Regions from separate parts of the Homo sapiens genome. Here region 1 is linked to region 2. A link is a contact called in ENCODE Hi-C or POLR2A ChIA-PET data. All regions are on one chromosome and are shown on one strand. Each heading gives the region's core, a stretch centred on a gene start or an enhancer-like site at or near the end of the contact. The rest is flanking DNA. Distances are from core to core; before and after follow the strand shown. Region 1 overlaps MYO7B (myosin VIIB). Region 2 overlaps WDR33 (WD repeat domain 33).

Region 1 (5,305 bases), core at 460-2,959, 110 kb after region 2:
CGATGAGGATGACGTCCGGGTAGGAAGGCTCCGAGGTTTGCTGGGAGGGAGGGACACGGCGGTCATAGTCCAGCCCGGGAGGCCAGGCTGCACCTCCCAGGAGCTCATCTAGGCCACACGCACATACACACATACACCCACGCCCTCCAGCCTCACGGCCAGCCCCACCCAAGATGTGTGCTGGTTGACGCTGGGCCTGCTGGGGCTGGGCTGAGCGGAGCCTGCTTGGGTAGGAGGCCCTGGCGTGGGGCAAGGTTTACCTTCACCTCGAAGAAGGCGGATCCGAAGGTGGGCCACCGGCAGATCCACTTCAGGAAGGCCACCTTGGCCTCCTCCACTGTCTTGTCCTTATGCTTGTCATAGGCTAGAAGGATGCTCTGGGGGACAGGAGGGCCAGTAAGGACTTGGGTGCCCAGAGGCCCTCCAAAGCCCTGGTGGGGGCAGCACCTGCCTACCCCAGGGCTAGTACGGTGGGGAGGGGAGGGGAGGAATGCAGCATGGGACAGTCTCGGTGCTGTGGATGGCATAGGAAGGCGTGGTGTGTGCAGAGCCAGCCCACCCTCCACACCACCCATGTGCACCCATGTGATCTTGGAGCCCAGGCAGGGCATGGCACTGGTGCAGGGGCCCAGGGAGGAGCAGCAGCACAAGAACCCTTCCCCAGCCCGACCAGGGACCTTTTTCCACTCCTCCGAGGACATCAGGCGTGTGAGGTTCTCAGGCACCAGTTCCCTCAGGATCTTGGGGACACTAGCCAGCTGGGACCGGTCGTTGTTGAACTGGGCCTTGTAGATGAGGCCCGCCAGGTGGATGGCATCCTCCCGCGAACACTTGTGGAATCCGCGCAGGTACTTGGGCAGCTCCTGGGTGATGGACACACTGGGCATGCTGGGTCTCCAGCTGCGGCCCACCCGCCCCCAACCTCTTTCCCGCTCAGATGGTGGGGAACTGGGGCTTAGCCCACTCCATCCAGGACGGACTGAGCAGGGTAGAGAGTTTCAGGCCAGGGGAATGACCCTGAGTCAGGGCAGGGCCCCCTGACATCTGCGTGGAGGTGATGGCCTGCTCCACCCATGTGGTTGGCCCTGCAGGCCACGGCCACTGCTCCATGGGTCACAGGACCCTCTGTCCCACCCTCTCCAAGTCATGCTGCAGGTGCCAGTGCAGTCACTGTCCCCAAACATTGCTGCCCTCTGCTCCTGGTTCCAGAGCCCTCAGGGGCTTGGTCTGCCTACCACATGGGCTGGTACCCAGGGCTGAGGCTGGCCCTGCCCTGGCCTGCTGGCTTCTACAGCCTCAGAACAGGTGTGGGAAGATGGGGGTGGCCCCAGTGCCCACCAGGGCAGCCTGCCCGGTACCTGGTGGTAATGGAGTATGGTGTCTGCATTCACATCCTTCCCTGGAGATATGTTGAGCCACAATTTCCGCATGAAGTACACCTGGTAGGGGAGCGTCACGGGGGCCCCTGGGCGAGGGCCAGCAGTGGGCACCAAGCCTGTCCCAGCAGGTACACCAGCCCTGACCCCCTGCCACCCCCCACACTGCGCCTGCCACCTCCCTGCCTCGAAAGCCCCCACGCTTCTTCCTCCCCAGTCCCCACATTTTCCTTCAATATTAGTGTAGAGGCTGCCTTCTCCAGGAACATTCCTGGACTCGCACTCCCAGCCCATGAGGGTCATGCCCCTCAGCCCTGGGGCATCCTTCATCACTCCAAGGTGCAGCCACCTGTTTCTGCCTGAGCTGGCCCTCACCGCCGGGCCCCAGGGCCTGGTTGTTCCCACAACCCAGGGACACACGGGAACGAATGGATGGATGAATGGGCATGGGCCGCACAGAGGCCGCCAGTGCCCCCTCGACCCACCCAGCCACGCCCTCCCCCAGCTCCACAGAGGCCTCCTCACCTTCTTTCTGGGGCTTGTTCTTCTTCACCCAGTCAGACACCTCCCTCAAGGAATCAAAGAAGAAGTCTCCCTCCTTCTGGCTGATGACCTGGGGAAGGGGAAGGTACAGGGAAGTTGGGTGGCTTCCGGGGACTGTCCTCCTGAGAACCTGCTGGGTTCTGGTCCAGTGGCCGCCTACGGCCTGGGTGCTGCGCTGGAGTCGGCTGTGCGTGGGCTATTGGCGTGTGGAGCTGGCTCTGCTCCAGGACCCCACCTACCTCTGTCCCAGCAGCCCTGGCCGTGCAGCCTGGTCCAGCATGGGTGCCCCTGGTAGGCTGAGGCCCCCACAGGCAGCACCTAGGGCCTCGCTCACTGCCCGTCCGCCCACCGTCTGCCCAGCCCCAGCCCGGCCCACCTTGTCTGAAATCTTGATGAAGAGGCTGCAGCCCTCCCAGGAGGCCAGCTGCAGCCTGGTGGCAATGCTGTCACACACATCCCGCACCCGTGTGTTGGCAACCACCTCCAGCATCTGGACAGAGAGGCAGCTGGTGAGGCCCGGGGCCTGGCTAGGGGCCAGTACAGCCCAGGATGAGCCTTCCTAGCCTGGCACTTTTGCTCCTTCATGAAACTTGGGTTGGATGTGGTCTGCCCTGAGCAGGGCAAGCCTCCCTTCCAGAACCCTGGCCAGAGGTTCATGTTGTTTAGTCCCAGCATTCGCTGTCCTGGGGCCCTGCAGGCCTGGCCTTTTGACTCGCCTTGAGAGCCCAGCAGCCAGACTGTGGGAACTTCCTGTTACCGGGACCCGAATATCAAGGCCAAAAAGACCATTGTGCTGTTGGAGAGGGCGCGAGGCGACACTGCCCACTTTGGCCTCTCAGCCCGCTTGTCTTTGCTGCCCCTGATCAAGGCCTCTGTGTCACGGTGGGGTCCTGGTGGTCTCCTACCTGCCCCCTGGCCCCTTTGTTCCCCCAGCAGCCATGGCAGGCTCTGTGCACAAGGCACACACAGTGGGAATACCTGCTCTCCTGCACCCCAGATGGTCAGAAGCCCCTAGGGGCCCCCAAGTCCTGGGACTCACCCTTGCTGCCCACCCCTCTGTCCTCTCCTGTGTCCTGGGCCTGGATCCCCCAACTCATACCTTGGGACTGGCCTGACTTCCAAAGCACCCAAGGGCAGGTGGGGCCTGCATCCCATGGGGAGAGGGCGGGAGACTGGTTAGGATGGGACAGCCCTAGAAAAGGCTCTCTGGGGTTACCAAGGAGCAGGCTGGGCCAGGAAGGAGGATGCCCCATGGCCTCTGGAGGCCTGAGACTTGCCGTGCAGACCAGAGCAGGGCCTCACCTCACTGGTGTCATTGGGGAAGTAGATCTTGTGGCAGATGCGGGAGACGTTCTGCTCTGCGGCCTCCACCTCCACCTGGTGCGGGGGCTGCTTCCGGGGCCCCGTCCTGAGGGGGACAGCGTGTGCTGCAGGTGCCACCCCCACCCTCATCCTCACCCATGCCCCAGCCCCGATGTGGGCCCTAAACCATGTGCCAGAAACAAAAGAAAACCCCAGTGACCATCACTGGGGTGGTTCCAGCCCCTCGCATGTCCTGGGGGCTGCCCCTGGCTCCACGCGGCCTCAGAGGTAGTGATGGTGCAGCTGTGCCTGAAAGCCTGGGGCACACACGGGGAAGGGCCAGGCCAGGGGCTCCCGGGAAGGCGCCGGCAGGAAAGGCTGGCAGTATTCTTATTCTCGCACAACAGGGGCATCGGGCAGGGGCCAGGGACTCTGGCAGGGCCTCTATGGGGCGCCCACCTCTCTCTGTGACCACGGCTGCCACTGAAATTATGGCCACTCCTACAGTCAACCTGCCCTCCTCACGGCCACAGGAGGCCAAGCCAGAGGAGGCAGGAGGGGTGGGGGAGAGCAAAGACGGCCAAGGAAGAGCTTCACGGCTGTGGGCGGATGAGGGAGGCCGCATGGACTTGGAAGGATGGGCCTCTGACCTCAGCCTTGAGGGCCTGGGCTGGGGCATCCAGGTTTCTCTCTATCCCTCAGGCAGTGCCTCTGTGCCACTGCTGGGCAGTGGTGGGGCAGGGGAGCTGGTGGCTATGACTGAGCCTTCTCTTGACCCTCCTGGGCCTCACCCTCCACCCTCTTCTCTGGCAGCTCGGGGCCCAATCCTGCCTGCCAAGCTGACACTGGCTTCTGGAGAGTCCTCCCAGGACCATGAGCTCCTGGAAGGCTGGCCAGGCCCCACAGCATCCCAGGTCTGCGGGCCCAGGGCCAATGCTGGGGGCTGGAGGCACTGGGCTCACCTCAGGACCTTCTGGATTCGGCGGCTGCAGTCGGGGGCCAGCAGCTTCCCCCTCCGAGTGTCTATAAACTTCTGGGCATGGGGCAGCAGCCCCTTGCTGGGCGGGAAGAGGCCCGTGCACAGCCACAGCAGCTGCCAGCCCCGCTCTTCGCTGTGCCTGAAGGGTAGCACTTGTCAGCCGGGAAAGGCCCCTCAGGGGGCCCTGGCCAGGCAGGCACCTTGGGGAGCAGGGACGGATGTGAGAGCTGCCTGGGGTCTAGAGGGCCCGAGGGGGAGGGCACCTGCCAGGCTGCACCATGCCAGCTGTGCCAGGCTGCCCGATGCCACGGGCTTTCACACCCTCAAGATGGGGGCGGGTGGGCATTGCACCCATTTTGTGGAAGACGACACTGAAGCTCAGAGAGGTCATGGCCTGCCAGGTCACACACAGAGGGTGGGAGTGGGCAGGGCCATCCTCTCCTGCTCTGACCACCCCTAGGACATCAGCAGAGCAGACCAAGGGCCCAACCCTTCCCACTGCTGAGGCAGGAGCCCAGGCAGGGGTTCTGCCGCCACCAGCTGCGGTGTCCTCTCTGAGCCTCGGTCTGGCCTCAGGGGCCGGGATGAGGACTGAGGGTGCCCGCGTGGGCTGGCCGCCGCCCCAGCAGACCTGTTGGAGTTGTGCGTCAGCTGCTTCAGGATCTGGCAGTAGACCTCGTCCTGGAGGGCCGGGTGCTGCAGGGCCAGTGTGAAGATCTGGTCGGTGAGCTCCAGGGTGGGCCAGGCCTGCCGAGAAGGGTAGTCGCCCATGTACCGGAGGATGGGTGTGGCTGTCAAGGAGCACAGTGCTGGGGCAGCCCCACGCTGACACAGACTGGGGATAGACGCTGACCCCGACCCCGGCCCTGCGGTGAGCCATGTGTGGGCTCTGTCCCGCCACTCCAGGTTTCTCAGATCTCCTGGGCTCTCCTGCCCTAGAGCACAGCTGTAGGGCCAGGATGTGCTGGGTGCCTCTGCCCTGGCATTGACGAGGTGCAGGCAGGCTGGTGGGGAAGGATATCGACAAAGATCTGGCAGGCGATGTCCCAGAGGTCGACGTTGGCGTGGACTCGCTTGAGCAGCGGCTGTCGCAGCGGCTCGCAGG
Region 2 (5,722 bases), core at 1,732-4,231:
ATACCATATCAACCAGGAATGCTGTTTTACATTGACAGTGAGTAGTCTTCACAGCTCATAGCAGCAGGCTGCTGTCATTGGTGCCTAGACTGTTTCTTTTTTTTTTTTTTTTTTTTTTTTGAGACGGAGTCTCGCTCTGTCGCCCAGGCCGGACTGCGGACTGCAGTGGCGCAATCTCGGCTCACTGCAAGCTCCGCTTCCCGGGTTCACGCCATTCTCCTGCCTCAGCCTCCCGAGTAGCTGGGACTACAGGCGCCCGCCACCGCGCCCGGCTAATTTTTTGTATTTTTAGTAGAGACGGGGTTTCACCTTGTTAGCCAGGATGGTCTCGATCTCCTGACCTCATGATCCACCCGCCTCGGCCTCCCAAAGTGCTGGGATTACAGGCGTGAGCCACCGCGCCCGGCCGGTGCCTAGACTGTTTCATCAGGACAGCATTTAGTTTTTTGGGGGGTAAGAACAGGTTTTATCCTGCTGACCAACCTTAAGCACAAGAATTAATCCCTAACTCCATTTAGTGATAAGGAAGTTGGATGAACAAGTGATAGCTCTGGTAAAATGTTATTTCTTTTTGCCATCTTGGATGAGTAATGTGTCAGCAGTAAGGTAGGAATCTTGGGGCAAATGTACTATACATATATTTTTGTTGCAGTAGACAAGATTCAAATATAGAAATCTAATGTCTTGTTTGGACTCTCCTTGTTACCCTCTGCGTCCACCCCGTGAAACTTGTCAGTTTGACCAAACGGACTAGCTGACTTTGGGGACTTGACTTTGGGGACTTACTGCGTCCTCAGAGTCTTCCGTGTAGTTTGTTGGAGGGTAGGAGCCGAAACCTTACCTGTGACATAGCAGATGTGGGTCTGATTGAGTGACTCTAAGATCAGAGAGGTGGCATCTGGAATAAAAAGAGCATTTTAAGTTTAGTGATTTCTGAACTAAAATCCTGCTCCTTTCTTGAGGTCGTATAGTACAGCACTCAGTTTTAATGTTCTTTCTGTAGAACCTGAATATTAAATACTTCAAAACTTTGGTGGTGGTAATATTAAAAAAATTTTTTTGCAATAGTTAAATCAGATCATTTCATTTCCTGAAATCTATGCAAATTATTCCATTTGTATCTTTTTTAAGTGTATTCTGATTTTAAAATTTATTATTATTTTTCAGAGACAGGATTTCGCTCTGTTGCCCAGGTTGGAGTACACTGGCATGATCATAGCTCACCATAACCTCAAACTCCTGGCCCTAAGCCATCCTCCTGCCCAACCTGTTTTTTTTTTTTTTTAAATAGAGCATCTTCACTCTAAATATCAATATTATTATTATTATTATTATTATTATTATTATTATTATTTTGAGATAAGGTCTTGCTCTGTCACTCAGGCTGGAGTGCAGTGGCATGATCTTGGCTTACCGCAGCCTCCACCTGCCAGGCTCAAGTGATCCTCCCACGTCAGCCTCCTGAGAAGCTGGGGCTACAGGTGCATGCCACCATGTGTGGCTAACTTTTGTATTTTTAGTAGAGATAGGGTTTCACCATGTTGCCTAGGCTGGTCTTGAACTCCTGGGCTCAAGTGATCCTCCCGCCTCTGCCTTCCAAAGTACTGAGATTATAGGCATGAGCCACCGTGCCTTGCCATCAATCTGATTTTTTAGAACATTTTTAGTTTTACAGTTTTTAGGTTTTAATGTGCCATGCAAATGTAAGTTCCCAAGGGTCTTCTGGGTGGAAATGTTTATTAAAACAAAAATTTATCAAGAGTATTCACTAGACATTTTGTGTAGTTTTTTAAATTCTAGCAGGTGAATCATTAAATCAATTACTGTAAAATACCTTCAGTTTTTGAATTAGCTGTTTTATTTATTTTTACATTTTAACCTCTGAAAGAAATAAAATTAGCTGTTTTAAAGATAGTTTTTTCCATATGTGTGTATATATATGTGTATATATATGTATGTATACATATATATGTATGCATACATATATATGTATGCATACATACATATATATATATATATATATATATATATATATATATTTTTTTTTTTTTTTTTTTTTTTTTTTTAAGATGGAGTTTCACTCTTGTTGCCCAGGCTGGAGTGCAATGATTACAATCTCGACTCACTGCAACTTCCGCCTCTCGGGTTCAAACAATTCTCAAGTGCCTCAGCCTCTCGGGTAGCTGGGATTATAGGCACGTGCCACCATGCCTGGCTAATTTTTGTATTTTAAGTAGCGATGGGGTTTCACCATGTTGCCCAGGCTGGTCTCGAGCTCCTAACCTCAAGTGATTCATCTGCCTCAGTCTCCCAAAGTGCTGGGATTACTGGTGTGAGCTACTGTGCCTGGCCTTCCCTTATATTTTTGACTCAAAAAAAGTCTGTTCTCAGCTGGGTGCGGTGGCTCATGCCAGTAATCCCAGCACTTTGGGAGGCCAAGGCAGGCAGATCACTTGAGCCCAGGAGTTTGAGACCAGCCTTGGCAACATGGCAAAACCCCATTTGTACAAAACAAATACAAAAAGTTAACTGGGTGTGGTGGCGTGTGCCTGTGGTCCCTGATACCAGGGAGGCTGAGGTAGGAGGATCTCTTGAACCTGGGAAATCTGAGGCTGCAGTGAGCCAAGATTTCGCCACTGCACTCAAGCCTGGGTGGCAGAATGAGACCCTGTCCCTCCCTCCCCACAAATGCCTGTTCTCCTACAATGAGAAATAAGCTGATAACATTTTTGACTTAAGAAGAAGCAGATATTAGAAATTACAGCCTGTGAGAGAATGGTGTGAACCCGAGAGGTGGAGCTTGCAGTGAGCTGAGATTGGGCCACTGTACTCCAGCCTGGGTGGCAGAGTGAGACTCCGTCTCAAAAAAAAAAAAAAGCCTGTGAAATGAAAGGTATTTGAAAGACTCAGTATGATGGAGAGTTTCAGTTCTTGCTGACGAGAAACACTGAGGACTGTGATAATTGTAAAGGTTAAGGTTTGGCACAGTTGCTGAGGGCTTGTCTTGAAAGAGGAAGTAGTCAACACTATGGCATTTCTTTTTTTTTTTTTTTTTGAGGTGGAGTCCTACTCTGTTGCCCAGGCTGGAGTGTAGTGGCACAATCTCAGCTCACTGCAATCTCCGCCTCCCTGGCTCAAGTGATTCTCCTGCCTCAGCCTCCCGAATAGCTGGGAATACAGGTGTCTGCCACCATGCCCAGCTAATTTTTGTATTTTTAGTAGAGACGGGGTTTCACCATGTTGGCCAGGCTGGTCTCAAACCCCTGACCTCGGGTGATCCACCTGCCTCAGCCTCCCAAAGTGCTGGGATTACAGACACGAGCCACCACACCTGCCCTTATGGTGTTTCTTCATCATCATTTTATTTATTTTGTTTTGTTTTATTGAGACCGTTTCACTCAGTCACCCAGGTTGGAGTGCAGTGGCACGATCACAACTCACTGGAGCCTCAACTGCCTGGGCTTATGCGATCCACCTGAGCTTTCTGAGTAGCTGGGACTGCAGTTGCATGCCACTATGCCTGTCTAACTTTATTTTATTTTTAATAGATACAAGATGTCACTATGTTGCTTAAGCTGATCTCAAACTCCTAGGCTAAGAGATTTTCCCATCTTGGCCTCCCAAAGTACTGGATTACAGGCGTGAGCCACCAAGCCCGGCCACATTTTTGGTTTTGTACTTGTAGATATGATTAATACTTATAGAAATTTTAAAAATCTTTCATCAAAAGAGTGCATATGAAAATCTTGCTTTATTTTCTTCTCACAGCTAACATACTATCCAGATAATTCCAGTAGTTAAGGTGAGCACTTTTTTTTTTTTTTTTTTTTTTAAGTTTCAGCTACCTAGGAGGCCCTGTTAGGAGGATCACTTGAGCCCAGGAGATCGAGACAGTAATGAGCCATGCACCACTGCACCCAGGCCTGGGTGACAGAATGAGACCCTGTCTCAGGAAAAAAGATATTACTCACTTTCATGTTTTCCTTATAGCTTCAGCTTTATTGTTGATGAGCATTTTCCTGCATCCCTTGTTTAAAGTACCTCTAAATCTAGACATAACCCAGATACTTGGATGTGCTGCCGCCAATTGAAATGATCCTTGATTAACTCCTGCTTATTCTCTTGATCAATTTGGCTGTAAAAGCTTCTCCTCTGCTTTAACAGTTTTTAATGCTTTTTACTTTACCTGAGCCATTTAAAACATTTTACCATGGTCTTGACATTAAAAGCAAAACTGAAGAAATCTTACACCAGCATCATCCAAAGCTGCCCTCCCTGTGAATTATAGTTTTAGAGTCATTTTCTAAGCCTAGAACATTTAGTCTATTTTCATTTCACTGTTAGTATTTACAAGTGTGAATACCCTTCAGTTAAAGACCACTAGGAGTACACCTGTCATAGAGCAGGTTGGATTTATTGCTCATTGCAGCAAAGAACACAGACCGCAGGGAACCATGGGGTGTCCTAGTAACAGGGTGTTATAATGTATTATAGGATTTGGGCTTTGGATAATTTTGGGGGGAAGGTCTAAGGACATGAGGGCTTGCTCTAGATAGGGTGCTGTCGGAAAACAGAGGCAATTCTATGATTGGGTATCAACAGATCTTATAGAGGGGGTCAAGTAGATTGAGGTTAAAGCTGTAATTGGTGAAGAAATAGCTGTCACTCATTCAGCAAGAAAGAGAATTTTGTATTTTGTGGGTTGTACAGTGACCTAGTTTTTTCTCACTTTGCCATGGTCTTGGAGTGACTACTTTTGATATTGACGTTCAGTGAGATTGTCCAACAGGAGCGTGGAATGTTTAAGCTGTACATGTCAGAACAGTTTGTAGTAACACCAAGGCTTAGCTTGAACATCAGATTAGTTCTCAGAGGTCAGGGGCTGCTGCTTTTTACTTTCTTGAACATATTGAAATCCAGACAGACTTGAGGTCAGGATTTAGTAGCAGCGACATGCTCGGCAGGCACAGGTTGGAACCAGCTGAAATGATGCCAGCAGTATGTTTTTACAAAACGGAGCAATTGGGGAGAATTTGGTGGCATGTTAACCAGCATTAGACAAGCAGGATACATTATAGGCAAAAGCAGCCTCTTCAGATAGTACCACTAGTTTTGCCACTGGCGTATAGAATTTTCCCATAGAAATAGAGAATGTCATCATGTATCATCATTGAAATCTTCATAGTTGCTTTTATGCTAACGTTGAGTGCTCATGGGAACCTCAAAATCTTTAAATAAAGGTTTTAGATTGTAAAAGTTTTTACTTTTTTTTTTTTTTCGGTAGAGCAGCGGTAGCCCTAAAATATTGTTGATTTGGACCAAACTGAGGATAAAATGTTTTCAGAATAAGATTTTTCTCCTAAAGACTATTTCACACAGAAATATTTGTTCATTTTAGGTTTTAAACACTGTATGTTAAACTGTTGTTTGTATTTTATTTATTAGGTACAGTACATAATTTCGTATGGAAAAAACAGCATATTCCAGAGTTACCACAGATTTCAGGATTGGTAGATAAATACCATTTGTGCCTGTGTCTAAATTGTGTAGATGCCAGAATTAATTTTCATATAATTTAGACACATAGATTTGTGGTGTATTCTCTTGGTTAAAGTGCCTTGAAAATAAGGCTTTGTATTTTGAAACTAAATCTGTTTGGGCGAAACTCACTTTGGTGATCTCCACAAAATTCACTGGTTTTGATCATCTTCTATAATCGTAT

What was found. A loop is a pair of places that touch in the nucleus more often than their neighbours do. ChIA-PET counts read pairs that join two places held with the same protein, here RNA polymerase II (POLR2A). Pooled maps may share reads with other maps.
Region 1: a loop to region 2 is called in a pooled map, with 2.4 times the contacts of the local background. The contact joins two enhancer-like sites. A Hi-C loop is called at or near these places in 1 of 50 pooled maps. POLR2A ChIA-PET finds 5 or more read pairs at or near these places in 2 of 52 experiments (OCI-LY7 and activated CD4-positive, alpha-beta T cell).

The regions. Positions count from the first base shown.
Region 1 is chr2:127,631,280-127,636,584 of GRCh38, reverse strand. It overlaps MYO7B (myosin VIIB), which reads right to left. Exons shown (of 48, transcript NM_001393586.1): 37 at 5,222-5,305; 38 at 4,832-4,985; 39 at 4,184-4,339; 40 at 3,222-3,327; 41 at 2,296-2,409; 42 at 1,902-1,989; 43 at 1,359-1,465; 44 at 678-863; 45 at 261-377; 46 at 1-40. Among named protein-coding and RNA genes, the nearest start is that of MYO7B-AS1, 3.1 kb to the right of the region's middle. RefSeq lists enhancers at 1-732, 3,029-3,258 and silencers at 3,529-3,578, 3,679-3,768. Within about 2 kb of position 1,709, at least 5 of the 41 ENCODE cell types and tissues checked have a DNase peak (open chromatin) inside an H3K27ac peak, as active enhancers do.
Region 2 is chr2:127,746,995-127,752,716 of GRCh38, reverse strand. The region is part of intron 7 of WDR33 (WD repeat domain 33); the gene reads left to right. Among named protein-coding and RNA genes, the nearest start is that of SFT2D3, 48 kb to the right of the region's middle. Within about 2 kb of position 2,981, at least 3 of the 41 ENCODE cell types and tissues checked have a DNase peak (open chromatin) inside an H3K27ac peak, as active enhancers do.